2 separate regions of the Homo sapiens genome follow, and region 2 is linked to region 1. A link is a loop called in an ENCODE intact Hi-C map of the cell type or tissue named here. Cell type or tissue: CD14-positive monocyte. All regions are shown on one strand. Region 1 overlaps BCL2L13 (BCL2 like 13). Region 2 holds the start of BID (BH3 interacting domain death agonist).

Evidence for each region. Hi-C counts contacts between places; a loop is a spot of excess contacts. Peaks named below come from ENCODE experiments on the same cell type or tissue, not always from the same donor. Only the 100,000 strongest peaks of a DNase experiment are listed, where the experiment ranks them.
Region 2: a loop joins it to region 1, with 2.7 times the contacts of the local background. A loop is called at or near these places in 2 of 110 quality-filtered maps.

Annotation. Positions count from the first base shown.
Region 1 is chr22:17,681,379-17,686,378 of GRCh38, reverse strand. BCL2L13 (BCL2 like 13) reads right to left here. Exons shown (of 7, transcript NM_015367.4): 3 at 3,058-3,165. Among named protein-coding and RNA genes, the nearest start is that of BCL2L13, 45 kb to the right of the region's middle. In CD14-positive monocyte, no CTCF peak of the experiment used is centred here; a DNase peak (open chromatin) is centred at 1,958; H3K4me3 peaks cover 532 bases; H3K27ac peaks cover 1,588 bases.
Region 2 is chr22:17,769,516-17,774,515 of GRCh38, reverse strand. It overlaps BID (BH3 interacting domain death agonist), which reads left to right and starts at 47. Exons shown (of 6, transcript NM_001196.4): 1 at 47-135. RefSeq lists silencers at 1-18, 39-88, 109-178, 209-538 and an enhancer at 2,579-2,718. In CD14-positive monocyte, no CTCF peak of the experiment used is centred here; DNase peaks (open chromatin) are centred at 55, 1,445, 2,725, 4,985 and 2 weaker places; H3K4me3 peaks cover 4,903 bases; H3K27ac peaks cover 5,000 bases.

The DNA of each region.
Region 1 (5,000 bases):
TCCTGGGTTCAAGAGATTCTCATGCCTTAGCCTCCGAGGTAGCTGGAATTACAGGTGTGCACCACCATGCCTGGCTAATTTTTTTGTATTTTTATAGAGGCAGGGTTTCACCATGTTGGCTGGGGTCATCTCAAACTCCTGGCCTCAAGTGATCCACCCACTTCAGCCTCCCAAAGTGCTGGGACTACAGGCACCGCACCTGGTCTCGGGATTATTTGTACATTTCTATCTGTGTTTTTTCTCTACTAACGAGGAACATGAGTTATGAACATAATTTATAATTTTGATCATTAAAAATTATTGGGCAGGCTGGGTACGGTGGCTCACGCCTGTAATCCCAGCACTTTGGGAGGCTGAGGTGGGCGGGTCATGAGGTCAGGAGATCAAGAACATCCTGGCTAACACGGTGAAACCCCGTCTCTACTAAAAATTACCAAAAGAGTAGCTGGGTGTGGTGGTGGGCACTGTAGCTCCAGCTACTCAGGAGGCTGAGGCAGGAGAATGGCGTGAAGCTGGGAGGCGGAGCTTGCAGTGAGTCGAGATCCCGCCACTGCACTCCAGCCTGGGCAACAGAGCGAGACTTTGTCTCAAAAAAAAAAAAAAAAAAAAAAAAAAAAAGAAAAAGAAAAAATTATTGGGCAATATATGTCCACACAAAAACTTGCACAAGAATATTCACAGCAGCATTATACATAATAGTAAACAAGTAGAAACAACCTAAATTTCCATTAACTAATGAATGAATAAACAAAATATGACACATCCACACAGTGGAATATTATTTGACTGTAAAAAGTAATGAAGTACTGATACATGCTACAACATGGATGACCCTTGAAAACATTATGCTAAGTCGGCCAGGTGCAGTTGTTCACGCCTGTAATCCCAGCACTCTGGGAGGCCGAGACAGGTGGATCATTTGAGGTCAGGAGTTGGAGACCAGCCTGGCCAATATGGTGAAACCCCGTCTCTACTAAAAACAAAAATTAGCTGGGCGTGGTGGTGGGTACCTGTAATCCCAGCTATTCAAGAGGCTGAGGCTGGAGAATTGCTTGAACCTTAAAGTCGGAGGTTGCAGTGAGCCCAGATCATGCCACTGCATGCCAGCCTGTGCAACAGAGCAAGGCGATGTCTTAAAAAACAGCAACAACAACAAAAATACATTATGCTAAGTAAAAAATGCCAGTCACAAAAGACCACATAGTGGCCAGGCGCAGTGGATCACGCCTTTAATCCCAGCACTTTGGGAGACCGAGGTGGGCGGATCACCTGAGGTCAGGAGTTCAAGACCAGCCTGAGCAACATGGAGAAACCTTGTCTCTATTAAACGTACAAAAAATTACAGGCCGGGCGTGGTGGCTCATGCCTGTAATCCCAGCACTTTGGGAGGCCAAGGCGGGCAGAAAACAAGGTCAGGAGATCAACGAGACCATCCTGGCTAACACGCTGAAACCCCGTCTCTACTAAAAATACAAAAAATTAGTCGGGTGTGGTGGCAGGCGCCTGTAGTCCCAGCTACTCGGGAGGCTGAGGCAGGAGAATGGCCTGAACCCAGGAGGCGGAGCTTGCAGTGAGCCAAGATCCCGCCACCGCACTCCAGCCTGGGCAAAGAGCCAGACTCTGTCAAAAAAAAAAAAAATACAAAAAATTAGCCAGGTTTGGTGGCACATACCTGTAATCCTGGCTACTCAGGAGGCTGAGACAGGAGAATCATTTGAACCTGGGAGATGGAGGTTGTGGTGGGCCGAGATGGTGCCACTGCACTCCAGCCTGGGCAATGAGAGCGAAACTGCATCTCAAAACACCACCACCACCACCACATAGTGAACTATTCTATTTATGTATATTTCCAGAATAGGCAAATCAATAAAAACAGAATGGAGATCAGTGGGTGCCTGGTGTGGGGTGGGGTTGGGGCCTGGGGCTAGTGGGAATGGGAAGTGGCTGCTAATGTGTATTGTGTTTCTTTAAGGAGAACCGAAAGTGTTCTAAATTTAGATCATGGTGATAAATTCTGTGAATACACTACAACCACTGAATTGTACTTTATTATTATTATTATTTATTTAATAAATAGAGACATGGTCTCCCTATGTTGCCCAGTGTGGTTTTGAACTCAGGGGCTCAAGCAACCCTCCTGAGGCCTTGGCCTCCCACAGTGCTAGAATTACAGGCATGAGTCCCTGTGCCCAGACTGAACTGGACCTTTTAAATGGGTGAATTTTATGGTATGTAAAATATATCTCAATAAAGCTGTAAAAATATATTTATATCATTGGGTAAGATGTTCAGTGCAGCATTACCTATGGAAGACAAAACCGGAAATAATGCAAATGCTGTGTAGTCGTCGTCCAGTGAAAAAAGGAATAATAATCCAAATGCTCCCCTCAATAACAAGGGAACAGGCCAGGCATGGTGGCTTACACCTGTAATCCCAGTGCTCACTACTGCACTCCAGCCTGGGCAACAGAGCAAGACCCTGTCTCTGAAATAGTAATAATAATAATAATAATAATAATAATAATAATAATAATGGAATGACTGAGTAAAAACATTTATTCAGTGAATGAAATTTCACGCAGTTAGTAGAGTAACTATTTTTAAAGTTTATGTTGTAATGTTAAGTGCAAAATAAAATGGCTATAAAGTTGAATGTACATTATAATTACAGTTATCTATAGTATATATGTATGCAAAAATAAAAGCGTATGCTTACTTTTTCCTTTTTATGTCGTTATTACTTATAAAGGTAATACTAAATACAAATCAAACCATAGTGAATGGAAAGAACCTTAACATGATCATTTATCCGATACTTAACATGAGAAACTGCTACATCTAACCTGTTAGGTATAGTTGGGGAACTTCCATCAACATATCCTCCAGGAAAGAAAAAAGGCTACCTTCTAGTTTTACCCTTATAAACTTCTACCAATGTATAATTGGTGTAAGTTGTTAACTGTTGAGAATACCCCACTGTAAAAATCAAATTAAACCAACAGTAAACCATAACAAACACAATCTGCTTATTAACTAGAAAAATAAGAATAAACAGACCTTCAGAAATTTCTTTGTCCAGAGATTTTAGCTCTTCTTCAATTTCAGTTTTAACTTTTAATAAAATTTCTTGATCCAGAGATTGTGAAGCTATATCTAGTTGAACCCCTGAAAGCAACAAAAAAGGTTATTATTGAAAGAGGGAGAGAGAAACCATTAGAATATAATAGCACTTTTTTTTTTTTTTTTGAGACGGAGTCTCGCACTGTCACTGGGGCTGGAGTGCAATGGCATGATCTCCGCTCACTGCAACCTCTGCCTCCTAGGTTCAAGCGATTCTCCTGCCTCAGCCTCCCAAGTAACTGGGATTATAGGCGCCTGCCACCACGCCTGGCTAATTTTTTTGTATTTTTAGTAGAGACAGGTTTCACTATGTTGGCCAGGCTGGTCTCGAACTCCTGACCTTGTGATCCGCCTGCCTCGGCCTCCCAAAGTGCTGGGATTTCAGGCGTAAGCCACTGCACCCAGCCCTACAATAGCAATTTGTTAAGCCAAAAAATGCAAAATCAAAATTCATTATCAAAATTAGGGACGGGAGGAAATCCTTTTTGCAATAATTAAAAAACAAAAATCAAAAACAACCTTTAGTAGAAATATTTGGGCCTATGGATTGAGAGTGAGTAAGTCTCCACCTTTCCAGATGTTTCTGCCAGAAACAGGGAAATTGAGCTGAATCTTCAGAAACACATTAACTCAAGAGGAGGTTGGGAAAGATGTATCAATAAGTCGGGCCAGTCCTCTCTTTTTGTAGACAATGTATCCTTTTTAAAAAGTATGAAGATGGAATATGATAAAAACAAAAAGAATTCATGCTATTAATATTTCAGTGGTGGTGGGAGATGTCCATTCCCCCCACTTCAAATTATATAGATCCCTAATTGTATCTCACTTTTGGACACATTTTTAGATGATATACTTCTAGCATTTTATACATGCTTTGTAATTTTCTTTCTTTTCTTCCCCCAACCCTGCCCACAACAGTTAGTTGACTGCTGCTTAAGTCCACAAAGCACACAACTGAGGCTAAAATTCCACCACTGTGGGCATAACGATTTCTTTGTACCAATCACATTAGATTTATGAGTTATGCTCATCACCAGTCTCTCATGCTTATTACTGGTTAATTCTATTTTGCTACTAAGTTTTCTAAATACAGCAAGATAATTATATATCTTTGCAAGTACTAAGGTACAAAAAAAGATACTGCTGAAGCCTGAAAGCAGTACCTCTGTCATTTGACAGTCCAATTTCACCCAAGTTAGTTTTAGTGATAACAATACACAATAATGGCTAATATCAAGTGCTGGGGGCACTATACTAAGCACTTTGTATGTACATGTACGTACGTATGTATGTATGTGTATATACACATATGCTCATAAAATGCTCATAACAACCCTTTGAGATAGGTATTACTATTATCCTCAGTTTGCAGGTGAAAAACCAAGACACAGGGAAGAAATGTGACCAAGGGTGCACCAACAGCAGAGCTCAGATACAAACCCAGGCAGTCAACTTTCAGGGTCTGGGCCCTAACCCCTGCACAATGTCGCCTCTCGCCATTCTTGCAAGCATGGACTATATTAAATCAAACACCCCAAAGTCCAAGCCTGCCTCTATGACAGTGATCACAGCACAGCAGTTCTTGTTCTTGGGCTTTTTGAGATTTCAGGCTCTTAAGAGAATGTCAATAAAATAATGGCCCCTCCTCCCACAATGTTTGGCAAGCAATTTTAGGGCATTCATGGACCCTCTCAGGACCTCTATAAGCCTTGGTTTAAACTCTTTACTAATTACCATCTAATTTTCCTTTTTTTTTTTTTCAGACGGAGTCTCGCTCTGTCCCCCAGGCTGGAGTACAGTGGCGCAAGCTCTGCTCACTGTAAGCTCCGCCTCCCAGGTTCACGCCATTCTCCTGCTCCCAAGTAGCTGGGACTACAGGC
Region 2 (5,000 bases), 88 kb before region 1:
GGGCCCGGGCGTGGGGGGCCGAAGGAGGAAGCGCGCGGGGCGCCATAAGGAGGAAGCGGGTAGTCGACCGTGTCCGCGCGCCTGGGAGACGCTGCCTCGGCCCGGACGCGCCCGCGCCCCCGCGGCTGGAGGGTGGTGAGTGCACCCGCGCCCCTCCCGGGGTACGCGCCGAGCCCCAGCCCGTGACCCCTGCCTGCCGCCTGCCCCGGCGTGGAGCTCAGGGCCCGCCGCCCGCCCTGGGCCCGACCGCGGTGGGAGCCAGAGGAGGGGAGGCGGGGGGTCAGAGCCCCAGGCCTCAGCAGCGACCTGAGGGCCGGGTCTCTCCCGCCTCCCCTCCGCCCGGGCGCCCTCCTCGGCGCGGCCGGCAGGTCGGTGCTGAGGGTCGGGTCCGCCTCGGAGGCGGGGAAGGCTTTGTTGTGTCCTCTCCACGTGGCCTGGGGATTCAGGGGAGGGGTGCGGGGCGCGGGGAGGGGGAGGGGCCGAGGCCAGCCCCGGAGAGGAGAAAACCCGCGGGCCTGGCCGGGTGCAGGCCACCCTTGCCGGCGGATCGGAATCCCCGCCCACACCGTGGTCTTTCCAGCACCGCAGACACCTGCCGGCTCCTCCCGAGCGGAGCTCAGGGCTGACAAAGCGCGGTCAGAGCGGCCGCTTACTGGGGCTCGCCCGCTCCTTAGAGCACTGGCAATGATGTGCGGATCCTCGCTGCTGCTGCTGGGAAACTGTTGAGTGGCTGAATGACCCCAGGGGACCCTGGGAGAGCTCTGAAGCCCTCAGCCACCAAGTGGCTGGGCTGGCAAGGGTTCATTCATTCATTCAACAAATACGAATGTGCAGCGGTGCTGGGGTCATGATGGCTCGGTGGGCAGCGAGGGGCCGGGCCGGCTGGAGGAGCACAGTGCGGATTCTGTAAGTGGGCTGGGGGCTGGGCCTTCTGCGGCTGGACCGGCCTTCACCTGCAGGCAGGGTTGGGGCAGGTGAGGAGCAGATGGACCCACCCAGAGCTCTTCCACCTTCTCAGGCTTGCACCCCCTTCCTGGAGCCTTATCCACACCCTCAGTCCTCGCTCTCACTGTGGGGGAGCTGCAGAGGATGCGGTTTTTCCACATTCCATCTCCACCCACAGGAGGCTTTGAGATGGGGGGAGCTCTCCTGGGCCTGAATGTGTGCCGTCCTGGGGCCCTGCAGTCCCCTGGGAGTGATGACCGAGACCAGATTCCCTGAGCTGGGGTCTTAAGGGTGTGGGGAGCGCAGAGGGATCCTCTGGCATCAGGAGTTGAGGTAGACAGAGCTCCAGGGAGGCACTGCCGGGAGGACGACCCTGGCCAAGCCTCTGCCTGCGGCCCAGGGTGTGCGTCCCTGCCCCTTCTGCCCCTCTTGCCCAGGGAGGGAAGAGGAAATGCGGGGTCAGCAGTTCGTGGCTGGGGTTTAAAGGCAGGGATCTCCCAGGACGGGCACAGGGAGCATGAGGAAGCAGCTCGTGTCTCTGTTCATGAGATGTGAGAGTGGTGACTGAGACGAGGGGTGCAGAGACCTGCCGTGGCTGGGGCGAGGTGCTGTTAGTGCTTCTGAGGAGGTTGGGCAGGATAGACGGTGGCTGTCAGGTGGTCTCAAGGTTGTGCAGGAGCTTGCCAGAGAGGGAAGCGGGGCATGGCCCCAGGGTGGTATGGGGGATTCTAGGGGGAGGGTGCCTGGGTGGGAAGGGGTGTCGCATGCCCAGCTCAGAGGCCTTGCTTAGGGGTGCTCACAGGCTCGGCTGACGTGAGGATGCTGATCGAAGGAGCTGAGGGTCCCACTCATTTGCAAGGGGGAACTGTCTGCCCAGGAGCCCCAGCAGTGCCCAGGCCCCTGGACTGACAAGGATGGATGAGGGTGATGGAGGCGGATGGACATTTGACACTGGAGCCTGCCTTCCAGGCAGAAGGGCCGTGAGTCATCCTCTCTCCGGTGCCAAGTGGAGGGGCTGAGCAGGTCCTCGACGTGACCGAGGACTGTGCCCGTTTTTTCAGGGGACCCGGAGCGCTGGCTCTGGCTGTCAGCCCATGAGAGACCTCCCTGCAGAGCTGTGGCCTCTGGAAATGCTTCCTGTCGTTGACATCTGGTCACCATTCTCCAGCTGGGGCTGTGGAGGGCAGCACAGGCCTGGAGTGTCCCCGAGAGCAGCTGGGCGTCTGCCCCTGCCCACCCCACAGGGCCTCCCACTCACAGGGCCTAATTAGCAGCTCCATGGCTGCCATACCTGGCGGACCGCCCTCAGCGGCCACATATATCCTTGCCCCAAGCCAATGACAGGTCTGAAGAAGACACTGATGGAGCTGAAGCACAGGACAGAGACAAGCACCTGTGTGCCGGACGCTCACGGAGCACTTGATGTGTGCTGACTGGCTCACATCACGGTGGTCAGACGAGGGTAGCATCCCCATTCTCCAGATGGTGTAACTGAGGCAAGGAGAGGCTAAGTAACTTGTCCAAGGTCACACCCGAGGGAGTTGGACTTCAGGGTCTCAGCTCTGAGCATCAGGCACACTGCCCAGATTCCCCCTCCACATGTCACACCTGTTAGGCCACTGGGGGTAAGGAGCCTTTCTGTGGCCTCGCTCCCCTGTGAGCCCCTGGGAGGGAGGCAGCCCAGATTCCAAGGCAGCGAGTGACGTGTGTGGGAAAGGGGAAGCTTCCGGGGCAGGGGTTCAGAAACCTCGCAGTGGGGTTTTCCCCAAGAGCCACTGCTGGCAGGTTCCTACAGCCCCATCCAGCCCCAACACAGCCTGCCTCTTTTCCTTCCTCTTCCTCCTTTTCTCTTTCTGCCTGCGTTGGTCCAAAATGGGGAAGTTTCACATAAATGGCAAACAGGCCACAAAGCAGCTATTTCTGGAGGTGCTGCTGCCTTGCAGATTGAATTCTTGGTTGGCATTTTAGGTGTTTGTTTTCAGGATCCTTTTCTGTAGAAGAAGCCAACAACTAAGAAAAGGAGGAAGTGGCTTTGGGAGGCTGAGACGGGAGGATTGCTCGAGCCCGGGAGGTCAAGGCTATAGTGAGCTGTGATTGCACCGCCGCACTCCTTGAATCCTATCAGCTTGGCCAGGGTGGGGGTGGGAAGTGGGGTCTTAAAGGGGAAAGACCAGCCGGGCGCGGTGGCTCACGCCTGTAATCCCAGCACTTTGGGAGGCCGAGTTGGGCGGATCATGAGGTCAGGAGATCAAGACCGTCCTGACTAAGACGTTGAAACCCCGTCTCTACTAAAAATACAGAAAATTAGCTGTGCGTGGTGGGGGGCGCCCATAGTCCCAGCTACCTGGGAGGCTGAGGCAGGAGAATGGTGTGAACCCGGGAGGTGGAGCTTGCAGTGAGCCGAGATCGCGCCACTGCACTCCAGCCTGGGGGACAGAGCGAGACTCCGTCTCAAAAAAAAAGTGGGGGAAAGATCACCATCTGGATCATAGACCAGACCTGAAAGGGGGCTGGTCACTTTTAGGTACGTAGAGTAACTGGAAAGACACACTGTCCTAGTGGAAGCCGTGGGTGGCCTCTGTGGCTGCTGTGGCCCCAGGGGAGGAGATACCTGTCTTCTGGGGCTGCGGCTCAGTCTGGCTCCGGGTCCGGATCACCAGGGAACTTTCTGCAGAGCATCCTGCCTGGGCTTTGCCTGGTCTGCATGGGATCCCCCAGCCTGTGGCTCAGCCCGCTTCTATGCTCATAGCCATGCTGGCGCCGGGGGCAGTCCTTGGCTTCCCTCCTCGTTGGCTTAACAAACCCCCTTTCTTCAGAGGAAGGAAAGTGTGCCGTGGCCTGGTGGGACAGGCTGGGCTTGGAGGTGCCAAATGTCCTGTGTGCTTGGGGACAGCTGCTGAACCTCCCCGCCGCCGTCACGGCCCTTGGCCAAGAGCTTTCATCCAAGGCTGGCAGTAGTTGCTCTATTTCTGTTATGGGGCACCTCTGCATCTGGGTTTGGTTTAATTTGTGTAACTGAATGTCTCATTTTATTCCTCACATTCATTCTGTGAAGTTTCCCTTGTCTGGGTGAGTGTTCAGGTGACTACAACCCTGGGTCCGGGATGGGCGGTGTTCCAGGAGCTTCTGCTTGGGCCTCTCCCATTCTCCCCCAAAACCAAAGAGAAGGGAAAACCCTTTGTAAGTGGATGTCACATGTCAGGTGCTTTTTCTGATACTGCATGTGATCCCACAAGGCAGGGAGTGTCCCCTTTTACAGACGGGGAAGGTGAGATCACATTGCAGGTTCAAAGCCCGACATGACCTGTCCACCTTTACAGCTTCCCTCTCTGGGCTGGGAGTGCGTGAGGGCTTCTTAAAATGCAGATGGACTTGGGGGATTGAGCTTCTCTGGGGTTCTGGTGTTTTTGTAGGGAGAGCCATCTGGGGTCAGGGCTGGGGTGGGGACAGCAGGAGAACAGGACAGGAGTGGCAACCCAGGGCCAGGGAAGGGAGTAGGCAGGGGTAGCATATGGGGGTGGAAAGAAAGGGGCCAGTGGCACGAAGGGCCCTGGGAGGCAGCAGCGTGTCCCTCCTGGGGGTAAGTCCAGGAAGGTGGCCATCCCCGAGGAGCTCCGTTCCTGTGACAATGAGGCTAGGCCTGAGGGCACCGGAGGCCAGCGGGCAAGTGCACACCCCCAAGCCTGGCGGGGCACCACGTGACCAGGCCTGGTATTGGGACTGGGAGTGGCTCCTGCACCAGCTGGCATCTGCCTAGAGACAGGAAGGTGGGTGCCTCCTGGGTTCAGCTGGGAACTCTGAGCTTTGGGTGCTGGAGGTCACTGCGTTTGGGATGGCTGCCTCCTGGACCCAGCTGCCTCTGTGTGTGGAGTCAGTAAGGCACCGTCCTGGCTGCGGAACTGAGGCAGGCATGCTATGAGAAGATAAAATTGCCTTAACAACTGTCCCCAGGATCCTTCCAGCAGGCACTTCCTTGCTGTGCCCTGGAAAAGCGGGGTGGCACTCTGGATGACAGCACAGCCTCAGGGTGCTTCTCTGTGGCCCACACACCCTTC